Regions from separate parts of the Homo sapiens genome. Here region 1 is linked to region 2. A link is a contact called in ENCODE Hi-C or POLR2A ChIA-PET data. All regions are on one chromosome and are shown on one strand. Each heading gives the region's core, a stretch centred on a gene start or an enhancer-like site at or near the end of the contact. The rest is flanking DNA. Distances are from core to core; before and after follow the strand shown.

Region 1 (5,948 bases), core at 2,723-5,222, 45 kb after region 2:
CTGTGACTCCCACATTTGGAAATGTTTTATCTCTGCAGTTTAAGAACTTACAAGATGTGGAAATAAGATGAACGGGAGTTGCACAAAGTTATTTTGTCAGATCCTAGCGATTACATATGTACAAAGAAATAAATGACCTTGATACCATGTTTAGAAAACAAGAGACTGCAGACAAGATGAAAGTGCTAAGTTTATTTCCCCTCATAGCAGAAAAATAAACCATGGATATCCCACTTTTTTATATATATTAAAGCTTAATTTGTGTTGTTGAGCAAGTCATGGTGAGCTAGTTTTTGGTGAGCTTGATGCTTTCTTCTCTGGGTGTTTTATGAACTGAAGAAATTCTCCTGGTATGCAAAGACTTGCTTGTGTAATTTTACTAAAAGTTAACAAAAAGTCCAGAGCCAAGCCTTTGTATTTATGGGACTATAAAAACCCATTTTGACATTTTTAGTGCCTTCCTAAACACACATCCCTCCTCTGGAATTTAGTATTTGTCTTTCATTTTGTAACACATCAGTTTGTTTTCCTCATTAGGAAAGTCAAAGAAAGGAACAGTGGTATTACTTCTTAGATGGTCACAACGTGTGCGTGAACCTTCTTAGTGTTTAAATCCAAAGTAGTGCTTCTGAGATTTCAAATGTTTACATTTATCCACAGCCACACGAGCCTTTGATGTTTGAGTAATTCAAAAACAATTCAATGGCATTAGGACTTGGACTTTGATAACATCTGATCTAGAAGTACTAGCTTTGCCTTTTTTTCAACAATTGGACTCTATTTTGAACTTCATAAGAAGTTCATCAAAAGTTCATCATCAGAAGTTTTTTCTTTTCTAAAACTGTTTTATAAAAATGGCCAATAGAGTTCCAATTTGTAACCAGATTTTAATAACTACATTTTTAGTTGTATCCCTAAGATGCTATTTTTATTGTGTTTAGTACTGAAGGAGTTGGGGAAAAGACTAGTCAGGGAAACTGTAGCTTTTTTTTCCTCACATTTGAAAGCAATACACAGAATCAAGGAGTCAGACAAGTTAATGTTTTTGGTCACCACTTTCTTCTAGCCCAAATAAAAAAAATTTGTTAGTTTTTATTGCATCAACCAACTCATCCTAATAATTCAATGAAACAGACTTCCACTAGTATCTAAGTGAGCCCAATACTGAACTAGGAGCTATGACATTTGTGTAAGAATCAATCATATTAATAACAGCTATATTTGCTTACATTATGTCAGACACTGTGCTAATTATAGTCTAATTATCACAAATAATATATGAAATAGGTTCTAATATTGTGCTCATTTACTGATATAGAAATTAAAACTTTGGAAAGATTAAGGACATTGACAAAGGTTTTATAGCTGAGCCAGAGGCAAAAGAACTATTATGGCATAACCATGTCATGAAAGAAGTTAGACTGCTTTGTGTGCATAAGGAATCTCTTCCTAGTCTTTCAACCCTCTTCTGTGGGCAGGTTCTTTTCCTGTTCCTGGAGAAAACCTCAGGAAGTAGCTTTCTGGTTCTTTTTAGTCAAAAAATGGTCTCATTTCTTAAAGTATACATTTAATGTAATAATCCAAACTTCAAACTTCATACAAAAATAAAACTTTATCTTTTCCCATCCTGGATCGATCTTATGCTGAGAAGCCTGGAGCAGTGCTAGGCCAACTCCTTTCCAAGCATCAACTGTCAAAACTTATACATCCTTCCCCCACCATATATGTCATTATAGCTCACTCACAATGCAGGTTTCTAGCTGTGATCAGCCAAGGGCATGTTTTCAGGTACACGTAAGCATTCATCTCCAAAACTCCAAGGAATGTTATTAGGCCCTATAAATTGATACTTTGAAACTTCTCCGACTGGATTTGAGAAAGTTAGAAACACTTCCTTCATAAAGCAGCCCCTTTCCCTCTTCTATGAGGAAAGAGTGGAGACCTTCATAATTTGTCCAAACAAACCATCTCTGCAGATCTTCTCAACGTCCCCATTAACCTGTAGCTACCACTAATATATCCTCCTGATAACGGATAAGCCAAGAGTTGAAAGCTAGGTTTCACCATCTCCTTTCTAAGTCCTGTATGGGTGGCGTAGATCTGAGTGTGGAATTTGTTGAGCATAAATTGTTTTCTTGCATCCCTGACAAGAATCTCCCATTTTTAACATCCTGTTATGATATCTTAGAGATTCAGAAAAAAGGAAGAATTTTCCAACTGTAACCTTCAAAATAGCTGAGGAACACGTTATAGAATCAAGCCTGCACAGACTATCCACCCGACCTAAGCAATCCCAAGTAGGACCCCACTGAAGGCTGAGAACTGACTTAAATTCTATATCAAATTATTAATACAAAACAAAAAATCAGTAATGCTTTTTTCTTTGAAATCCTATGGATATATGTATGTTTATGATATAATTAAACAGCAAATTTACTATTTTAGTCACTTTCACATATATTTACATGTATGTATTATAGCAATCTATATAAATAAAATGTGAGATAATTTCTAACCATGACCTACCAAATAATAAATATTTTAAGTACTCAAAAAATGGTAAAGAGTCATTACGGATACTACTGTCAAGGTAAATTCCAGTAAAACCAGATTTGGTCCTTGGTATACTGCAGTTCCTGACAAAGACTGGGCATGCCTGCAGGCTGAGAAGGGGCTTAGCTGAGTTTGCCCAATTTAAATGGTTGAACTCACCCAGGCAATGTGAGACAAATGAATCAAATTAAGAATTAAAATCTTAATTAGCTTATAAAGATATTTCCTCATATCCCAATAGACTGTGAAATCACTCATTCTTAAATATTCTGAGCCCGCTCCTGAAAATTTAACATGTGTGGTGTGCCAAACTCATTTTTACAAATAAAATATTTCAACTAAACGACATACTAAATGCAGCTCAAAGGTAAAGCATTCACCACGCCATCCTATTTTAAATCTATATGTCACTACTTTTCTGCTTCAGAAAAAAAAAATGACTAAAGGAAAACCTTTGGCATAAAAATCAAATATGGTAGTTTATAAAGTTACATATTAACCAGCCTCTGTCCACTAGAGAATTCAAAAAATTCCTAAAGGGAAGGGAATGAGGAAAAGGTCATGATCAGAATTACCTGGGAAAGACACGTCTTTCCTTACCCAACCCATCTCCTCTTATCTACCTAAGGCTGTCGGGTGGACAAGCAAATTACCAATGAACAGTTTGAAAAATAACAGTGTATCATATTCTCACTAATCAAAGCACTGACTGTCTCTTACAAAATTAAGGTTGAGGAAAACAGCCTCAGACGGTTAAGTGATTTGTTTAGGATCACACAATTACTAAGCAGAGACCCAACAACAACAACAAAAACTTCATATTCCTACTCCAGCATGCTGAAACTGTATGAAAGTAGCTTAGGTAACAGGTTTCTTATTAAATTTGTTTTATATTCTAGAAAAGTTTCTTCATCCCCCTACTCCCAAATTATCTCCTTCTATATGGTCACATTTGCAAAACTGTTCCAAAAAAAAAAAGTTTGTAAAATATACACAGGGTCAGAGTTTTAACAAAATTGGCACTAACCTTAAATTTCTTTTCATATAAAATCAATGTTATCACTAGATGTATGCAAGAAATAGATGATGGGAACTTATTTTTAAGTCTTTGAAAGGACTTCTGCTACTCTTGTTAAGAAGCCTAGTTCCAGCTGAATAGAATGATCCCATTCACTAGGTCTGCTTGTCTAATGACAGCCCTCTAAATTTTGCACTCAACATGGACGTCATTTTTCACTTCAGGTCGTATTTAATAGCAGTTTGGAAAGATGAAACTATATCGTCAATATGCTTATTTTAAAGATTTACTGTATTCATCCGGGTCAAATCTCCCTGCTCTCTCCACAACTTACTGCAACCCCCACCAAGAGTGCGGGAAAGGATTTTAGAACTTCCAGTTCTTGGAAGTTCTGTCTAACTAAGCAGACAAGACTTACAAGCGACGATGCTGACGGTGGACTCTTGCCCAGGGATCTGGGCAGAGCGTGGGAGGGCCTGTGGGGCCTGGGGTTCTCTCTGCGCACGAAATCCGGGGCGGGCACTATGTGATTCGAGCCCGCTGCGCCCTGGGCTCCTCGTGTCGCCCGCGGGGAAAGGAGGAGGGAGACTGCTCACATGGCCCACTTCGCGGCCTGAGATGGAGTGCGCGCAGGGCGTCAGGGCAGAGGGAGGCGGGGATTCAGGATAAAGAGCGGCCTGATGCCCAGAGCCGGGTGCCCGGACCTCCTGCCTCCTGCTTCTGATCCCTGCAAGCCGCCCACCCTGCGATCGCCGGGTCCCGCCCTGACAATGCCCTGCCGCCAGTTCCAGCCCCAGTGCAGCCGTCGCCGGTCCTGTGCGCCTCTGGTGGCGCGTGCGCCCTGTCCTTCCCTGCCCAAGAGGGAGAACCCTCAGTGCCCCAGCCTCAGCTCTGCGCACAGCGGTCCCCTGCATGTCCGCACTCCTGTTCTGTACTGCACGCTCGCCAGAGCACAGAGCCCCATGTCCCATTGCGAGGGTCCCACAGAGGGCAGTAGCCACCCTCGGAATCCATACCCTGTGTCCCAGAGCCCTAGCAGGTTCTAGGACCAGGGTCAGCTATAAGATCTGAGGCTGTGGGTTGAGACTGGCAGATACCCTCCGGCTGGGATTTGATTCTGAGTCAGTAGGCTCCACATCCTTCCCAAGCCCTGTCATACCTGCTTCCTTCCCCTCCCAAAGAGCTACGGAGAACAAGATATACAGTTGTATTACCATTGCCTACTCAATGCTCACCTTTCTGGATTTTGTTCTTATTCTATTTTCCTCTGTATTTTTTTTTTTCTTTTTGGCCATTTCAGTGATCTACAAAGGTCAAAGCTCTCACCAACGCAATCCCCCAAATCCATTGATAGAACGGCTTTAGATATAATTTACTGTAAGTCTACTAGGATCATTTCTCTAAATTTAAAAAGTGTCAAAGGTGGAGCTAATGTGAACACCACAGCACTCAAGGCTACCAGCTGAAATTGTGGCTTTCATTTACACTATTGCAACTCGCTTTTATGAAATTTTTCCTTTTCCATCCCTAAGGCCTAATGTAGAGGCTCCTTTCAAGTTATGGAATTTATCACCCATTGAATCAAAGGCAGGTTCTTAATCTCCGACTCTTGATATTTCAACTGGAATAATTCTTTGTTGTGGGGCTGTCTTGTGCAATGTAGCATGTTTAGCCTTAGCCTACCTTGGCCTCTGTGACAAGATGCCTATGGCACCCCTTCAGCTGTTACAACCAAAAATACTCCAGATGGTGCCGAAAGTTCCCTTGAGGCAAAATCATTCCCCCTCCCTCTTTCAAAACTATTGATCTAAGCCATCCCAGTACTAAATTCTACAAGCTACTTGGAAAAATCTACTTCTCTCCACTATAAATTATGCCTAGTATGTTTTAAGTGGAAAGGAGACAACATTTAGGTTTTTCCTGGGGGCTACCATGTATACTTTATCTACCTATATTCATTTCATTATTCAAACTGAAAGCAAATGAAGTGCATAGTAATTTCTTTACTGATATTTTATGTTCTATTTCCTTTGCCTAACTGATATATTAAAAAATACACTTCAGGGAAAAAGTGAGATTAATTGCTCTGTATATGAGGAAATTGACAGATATATTAATAAAGAGAACCGTAGATCACCCAAAAGAAAAAATGCATGAAAAACTTACAGATTATATCTGAAAAAAAAAATGGAAAACAAAATACAACATAATACATTGGACAATGTTTTAGACCGTACTTCATCAACAAAATCAATCTAATGGAAAAAAAGTTACTTACTGAATTAAAAGGCATGATAATTTATTTTCTGATAAAGATCTAATGCTAGTCCTTAGTTTTCTGATCATGGAGGAAAAACTGCACTAAGATAATTGTGTT
Region 2 (6,681 bases), core at 1,147-3,646:
TGTGAATAATTTGGAGAACAATGGGTCACTGGAGGAAAGACTCTTCGAACCCAACACCTGATGCAGCCTTTGGCTCCTCCTACATCTTGAAGCATGACTTTTGATAATTTTATGAACTTCAATTTTCACATCTATTAAGTGAAAATAATCAAAAGAATGAAATATAATGAAAATCAAAATACCTTTCAGGGAAAGAGCTGAAAGAAACTCATTTAATTGGAGAAAAAAATTCTACCAAAAATAAATTTGCACATTTAATTTGCTCTGGATATTGCTGTCCTAAACTATTCTATAGTAGACAGAATTATGCCACCCCTTCCTCCCCTCAAGAAAAGTTGTTCATATCCTAATATGTTACCTCTCATGGCCAAAGGGACTTGGTTGATGTTATTCAGGTGAAGAAATTTTTTTTTTTTTTTTGATATAAGATCTCACTCTGTCACCCAGGCTAGACTGCAGTGGTATGATCTTCGCTCACTGTAGCCTCGACCTCCTGGGCTCAAGTGATTCTCCCATCTCAGTGCTCAAGTAGCTTGGACTGGAGGTATATGCCACTATGCCCAGATACTGGATAATTTTTTTTATTTGTTGTAGAGATGAGGTCTCACTATGTTGCCCAGGCTGGTGTCAAACTCCTGGCCTCAAGCAAGCCTCCCGCCTCGACCTCCCAAAGTGCGGGGATTACAGGCAGAGCCACCACAGCTGGCCATAGGTAAAGGATCTTTAAATGGGGAGATTATCCTGGATTACTCACATGGGCCCAGTCTAAATATACGAGTTCTTAAAAATGGAAACTTTTTCCCAGCTGCAATCAGAGAGATATATAACAAAAGATTGTCAGAGGATGAATTTTGCTCGTTTTAAAGATGCAGAAAGGGGGTCATAGTCAGGAAATGTGGGTAGCCTCTAGAAATTGGAAAGTCAATGAAACCAATCCTCCTAAAAGCCTCCAGAAAGGAATGCAACCCTGCTGATACCTTGATTTGAGACTAGTGAGACTATGTAGGACTGCCAGAAGAGTAACATAATTTAGTGTTGTTTTAAGCCACTAACATTGTGCTAGTTTGTTATGGCAACAATAGAAAACTAATACATATTGTTATGCTTATTCTCTTTAAGTAACTTTAAAAGGTAAAACTGAGATCTGCCCCATCCATAAATATAACTGAGTCATTGACATCAAATAGACCCGGAAGCAGATTAATGGTCTACATAATGTGATTATCACACATGCCACAGGCAAAGCAGTTACTAAGGATCAGTATGTATCTTCTCACTGAATCAGGGAGTAAACTTACTTTCATGGAGCCAAATCACAATTTGCCAATGAAGCTGGATGTTTGAACTTTTCACCTTGCTTTTATAAAAAGGGTGTTTTATTTTATGTTTTGCAAAACTTTTTTTTTTTAGCTTCCCTAGCCACCACAAAAGAGAGTTATACTTGCTGTAAGCTCCCCCAGGCAGAAATCAGAAATTAGAGGACATAGCAACAGAAAGAAGGGTCTTTTAAAAATGCCTGAATGACTTGTGTTTGTCTAACACCTAGCTGTGGTGGAAGAAGAGTATAAGAAACAGACTGTCTACTTATTGATTGTTGTAGGTAAAATATGCACCTAATTGCTTCAACAACAGAAATATAGTCTCCGTCTTGAAAGGAAGTTGAAATATACTATATTGAAACTGTTTTGCAGAGACTGCAAACAAGCAGGATCCTCCAGTTAGAATTAGTTTCAAGACTTATAATTTTAATATTTTAAGTACAAACAGGAGCTTGAGCTGGACAAAATGTCAGCTTATAGGACTTTATAAGTGATTTCTTTACTGATTATATGAGAATTATTTGTGATTAGCATTTCATTCACCTATAAAACGAAAGATTGCTTTAAGTAGATATTTCTCTTTTTACGTCAAATGGAACAAAATTTAGTTTAGACGGTAACTTTGTTTCTGCACTTAAAAACACATTGAACTGCAGTCCAGCACTTATGTAAATGTTTTACCATCATTTTATAATGTGAATTAGTGACATTAATGAAAATAAAAAATAAAGGTGTATGTGAAGCTCTTCCCCACTTGAAGTGAATGGAGACCTGTTCCCTGGAGGAGAATGGGAATCCCAGGCAGGCCCCCAAAATTGTTGGAAGTAAATGTTCAGTGCCACAAAGTAAAAATAGCATTCAGACAAAAGTTTTCTCAACAAGACAATTTACTTCTATAGAAGGGTGAGTCTCATGGATAGAGCAATGGAGAGAGCACACCAGACAAGGGATGGGAAGAGCGTCTTATCCTTAATGCAGCTAGTCCCTACTGCTGTGTCTTTCCCCTATTGACTAGGGTTAGACCACACAGTCTAAGGTAATTCCAATTGGCTGCTTTAAAGAGAGCAGGGGTATGACCTGGAATGGTGAGGTGAGTAGTTTCGGTGGGAAGGATGGTTACAAAACAGGTGACTAAGGATGACTAAGGACAGAACAGGTGACTAAGCATGGAACAGGTGACTATAAGGATGAGTAAAGACAGAGGAGGTGACTAAGGACAGAGCAGGTGATAGAGATTAGGAGGGGGCTGTTTATTGAAACTAGGGACAAGAGACGTAAAGAACGAAAGGACGTTAAGAAACATATATAAGAAACATATACCACAATGATGTGCTGCCCTTTTTCACTCTTCTCTTTTGTCACCCAGGTTTTACTAAGGACTAGACATGTTACGTTTGCTTTCCCTTTGTATTCCTAATAGAAAACATGCTGTATGATTTTGTTTGTTTTATATCTGCTTATTTTAGGACTGTTTGCCATACCACAGAAGTAATGCAACTTGGTCTGCACTAAGGCCTTGTAGGATACAGTAGATTTCTCTTTAAAGAACCAATATGTCACTATGTTCAGCTTCCCTGTTCTTTGTTCCTCATCTTAAAGTTTAACTTCCTTGTTCTTTACGTCTCTTTGTCCCTAGTTTCAGTAAACAACCCCCTCCTAACCTCTATCACCCTCTCTGTCCTTAGTCACCTGCTCTGTCCTTAGTCATCTGCTCTGTCTTTAGTCATCCTTATAGTCACCTGTTCTGTCCTTAGTCACCTGCTCTGTCCTTAGTCATACTTAGTCACCTGTTTTGTAACCATCCCTCCCACCAAAACTACTCACCCTGCCATTTCAGCTTGTACCACTGCTCTCTTTAAAATAGCCAACCCGAATTACCTTAGACTGTGCGGTCTAACCCTAGTCAATAGAGGAAAGACACAGCAGTAGGGACTAACTGCATTAAGGATAAGACTCTCTTCCCCTCCCTTGTCTGGTGTGCTCTCTCCATTGCTCTATCCATGAGACTCACCCTTCTATAGAAGTAAATTGTTTTGTTGAGAAAACTTTTGTCTGAATGCTATTTTCACTTTGTGGCACCGAGCATTTACTTCCAACAATTTTGGGCGCCTGCCCGGGATTCCCATTCTCCTCCAGGGAATGGGTCTCCATTCACTTCTCGTGGGGAGACGCGTCCCATTGCCTCATTGTGGTGGCCTCAGGGTGAGAGATGGGGAACCACCCAGTGCGACAAATAAACTCGGGCTCTCAACAACCCAGAAGGAAACAGGATGATAGCTTGGGGAAAGGATTCTCACATACCGCAGCAATCAGGTAACTCTGTACACAGACCAAGTTAAGCAATGTCGCAGGGGTGACGAAGTATTTCCTTGCTGGTCAAGATATTCTGGAGGTTAAAAGTGTGTTTAAATGATCACAAACACTACTGCTTGCAGTGCTGCTTGTGTGAATGGTACTACGCACTACCGCTGTGTGGAGTGAGTGGGTCCTATCTGCGGTTCCATGGTCACCTCATACGGCTTAGGACAGATCCTGCCATGGGGTTCAAACTGGCATGCCAATACCAAGAGGGGCCTAGACACCCAAAAGGGAAGCGGCCAGAGTGGATGAAGCAAAAGAAGGGTGCAAGGATCCTCCAGCAGGTGGGGCTAAAAGATAGGCAAGAAATCTCTAGTATGAGGGATTAAGCCTAACTAGGACCCAACATGGGAAATACCCTAAGCAAGACAGGGAGTAAAAAGGATAAAAATACCAACAAAGATGATTCCCCCTCATAGTCCCCTAGGTCTCATGTTAAAATACTGGAAAAATAATGAGAGGACTAAACATAAGAAAAAGCAACAAATGATAAAATATTGCTGTTTTATTTGGACTCAGAGACCCATCTTCAAACCCTCAAATCTTCTGACCAAAGTTTGGGTCGAATGAAGATGTAATGTGTCAGCTTTTCATTCAATATGTAAATGATAAAAGCCTCGTTTCTCAAGAGGAACTAGACTATGCTCTTTGTTGGAGGCAGAGACCTGTCCTTTTCCCCTTAAAGACAACTAGGGAAGAACCCAATGTAACATCACAAAAGGAAAAATTACATAAGTTAGTTCCCATGCGCAAAGACTCCAGCATATGGGATCCCCTAGACCATCTTCCCCTGCTCAGTGACCCCAAGCCCTCTCCTCAGACAGCTGCTGCTGCCCAAGATCCTGCTCCAGATTCTTCACCTACTCACGTTATTCCCCCTCCTTACAATCCTGACTCTTGGAAATTATCATCCCAAGAGTCTGTCCCCTAACAGCCTAAGGACCCCTCCCTAAAGGGACTCCAATGTGAAATAGAACAATATAAAAAGGATATCCGAAACTTCCCTTTTCCCTCTACAACTAAAGAGTCAGCCCCTGATCTCCTTCCCTTAAGATAGGTGCCACAAGGAGGAGGAACCATTGACTTCATGGATACTCCCTTAACCAGTTCAGAATTCCAGAGTTTAAAAAAGGAGCTTAAGCCATTACTAGATGACCCTTACGGAGTGGCAGATCAAATTGATCAATTTTTAGGACCTCAGTTATACACTTGGGTTGAGTTAATGTCCATTTTGGACATCCTCTTTTCAGGAGAAGAAAGGAGTATGATTCATAGGGCTGCTATAGTAGTTTGAGAACGTGAGCATTCACCCAGTCAAAACGTTCCTACCATGGACCAGAAATTCCCTGCCCAAGACCCCCGCTGGGACAATAACAACACAACTCACCAGGAAAATACACAGGGCCTAAGGGAGGTGATAATCAAATGAACTCGGGAATCAGTACCCCAAACCCAAAATCTTTCTAAAACATTTAATATGCAACAGAAAAAGGATAAAGGGCCTATGAAATTCCTAGACAGACTGAAGGAACAAATGAGACAATATACAGGCCTCAATTTAGAAGATCCCTTTGGATGAGAAATGTTAAAACTCCAATTTTTCACAAAAAGTTGGCCAGACATTTCAAAAAAAGTACAAAAAAATAGAAAATTGGAAAGACCAGACCGTCCCCCGAGTGAACTTCGCATGGAAACTCAAAAGTTATGTGTGAGGAGAGACGAAAAAAATCAGAAACAAAAGACAAAACTTACATTATCCACCTTCCAACAGAAGACTCCAAATCCATGTCCTTCTAAACAGAGCTTCCAGAGACACAGAAACTATAAAGGGTCCAAACCCTTCTTTAAAAGACCTAAGCCTCCATCTGGAGGACCAAGGCCCTCTGAAGAGTATGGCAAAACAAAGTAAAAAAATCCCAGAACTGAGAGGTACAAAGGACAAGATAGGTGCTACAAATATGAAAGTACAGGCCACTTCAAGAGGAAATGTCCTGAATTCAAAAAAGAGAAAAAAGTCCTTCCGTTCATTACTTTTGAGGAAGAATAAGGGAGTCAGGGGCTCTGTCTCTTTTATGTTGAGTCCCACCAGGAGCCCTTAATAAATTTAGAAGTGGGACCTAAACATGAATTTATCACTTTTTGTTCGATTCAGGGATGACTTGTTCCTCTGTTGGTTTCCCCCCATCTAATATTGCCTACTCTTTGGAAGGACTTTTGCTCTCTGGAGTGAAAGGTGAAGGATTTAAAACAAAAATTTTAAAATACACAAAAGTCAAATACCAAGATCAATCAGCTCATATTCAGTTTTTGTTAATCCCTGAAGCAGAGACTAATTTATTAGGGAGGGATTTAATGTTGAAGTTAGGCAGAGGCCTACAAGTCAGACCAAGAGAATTCTTCACCTCATTAAACCTACTCACCAATACAGAGACAAAATACATTAATTCTAATGTCTGGTCCAAAGAAAAGAACTGAAGAAAACTCTGAGTCCCTCCAATCCACATCAAGCTAAAAACCCCCGGGGAAGTAGTAAGGAGAAAATAATACCCCATTCCCCTAGAGGGCAGGATAGGGTTAAAACCTATAAGTGAAGGTCTTACTAAAGATGGGCTTCTTGAGCCCTATATGTCCTCTTATAACACCCCAATACTGCCTGTCAAGAAATCAGATGGGTCATACTGGCTGGTAAAAGACCTTAGAGCCATTAACCAAATAGTCCAAACTACCCACCCCATTGTTCCCAATCCTTACACCATTCTCAGCAAGATTCCATATAATCATCAATGGTTTACTGTTACAGATTTGAAGGATGATTTTTGGACATGTCCCCTGGCTAAAGATTGTGAAGATATATTTGCTTTTGAGTGGAAAGATCTCCATCCAGGGTGAAAACAACAATATCGATGGACAGTCTTATTCCAAGGGTTCACAGACTCCCTTAACCTTTTCGGTCAAATTTTAGAACAAGTATTAGAAAAAGTCATCATCCCAAAACAAATATGCC

What was found. Hi-C counts contacts between places; a loop is a spot of excess contacts on that map. ChIA-PET counts read pairs that join two places held with the same protein, here RNA polymerase II (POLR2A). Pooled maps may share reads with other maps.
Region 1: a loop to region 2 is called in a pooled map, with 5 times the contacts of the local background. The contact joins two enhancer-like sites. A Hi-C loop is called at or near these places in 2 of 168 maps with a recorded cell type or tissue (Caco-2 and dorsolateral prefrontal cortex) and 5 of 50 pooled maps. POLR2A ChIA-PET finds 5 or more read pairs at or near these places in 2 of 52 experiments (CD4-positive, alpha-beta T cell and activated CD4-positive, alpha-beta T cell).

Annotation. Positions count from the first base shown.
Region 1 is chr7:12,107,524-12,113,471 of GRCh38, forward strand. No RefSeq gene overlaps it. Among named protein-coding and RNA genes, the nearest start is that of TMEM106B, 100 kb to the right of the region's middle. Within about 2 kb of position 3,973, at least 7 of the 41 ENCODE cell types and tissues checked have a DNase peak (open chromatin) inside an H3K27ac peak, as active enhancers do.
Region 2 is chr7:12,063,720-12,070,400 of GRCh38, forward strand. All of the region lies in intron 1 of LOC124901589 (a long non-coding RNA gene), which reads right to left. Among named protein-coding and RNA genes, the nearest start is that of TMEM106B, 140 kb to the right of the region's middle. RefSeq lists an enhancer at 2,239-3,438. Within about 2 kb of position 2,397, at least 4 of the 41 ENCODE cell types and tissues checked have a DNase peak (open chromatin) inside an H3K27ac peak, as active enhancers do.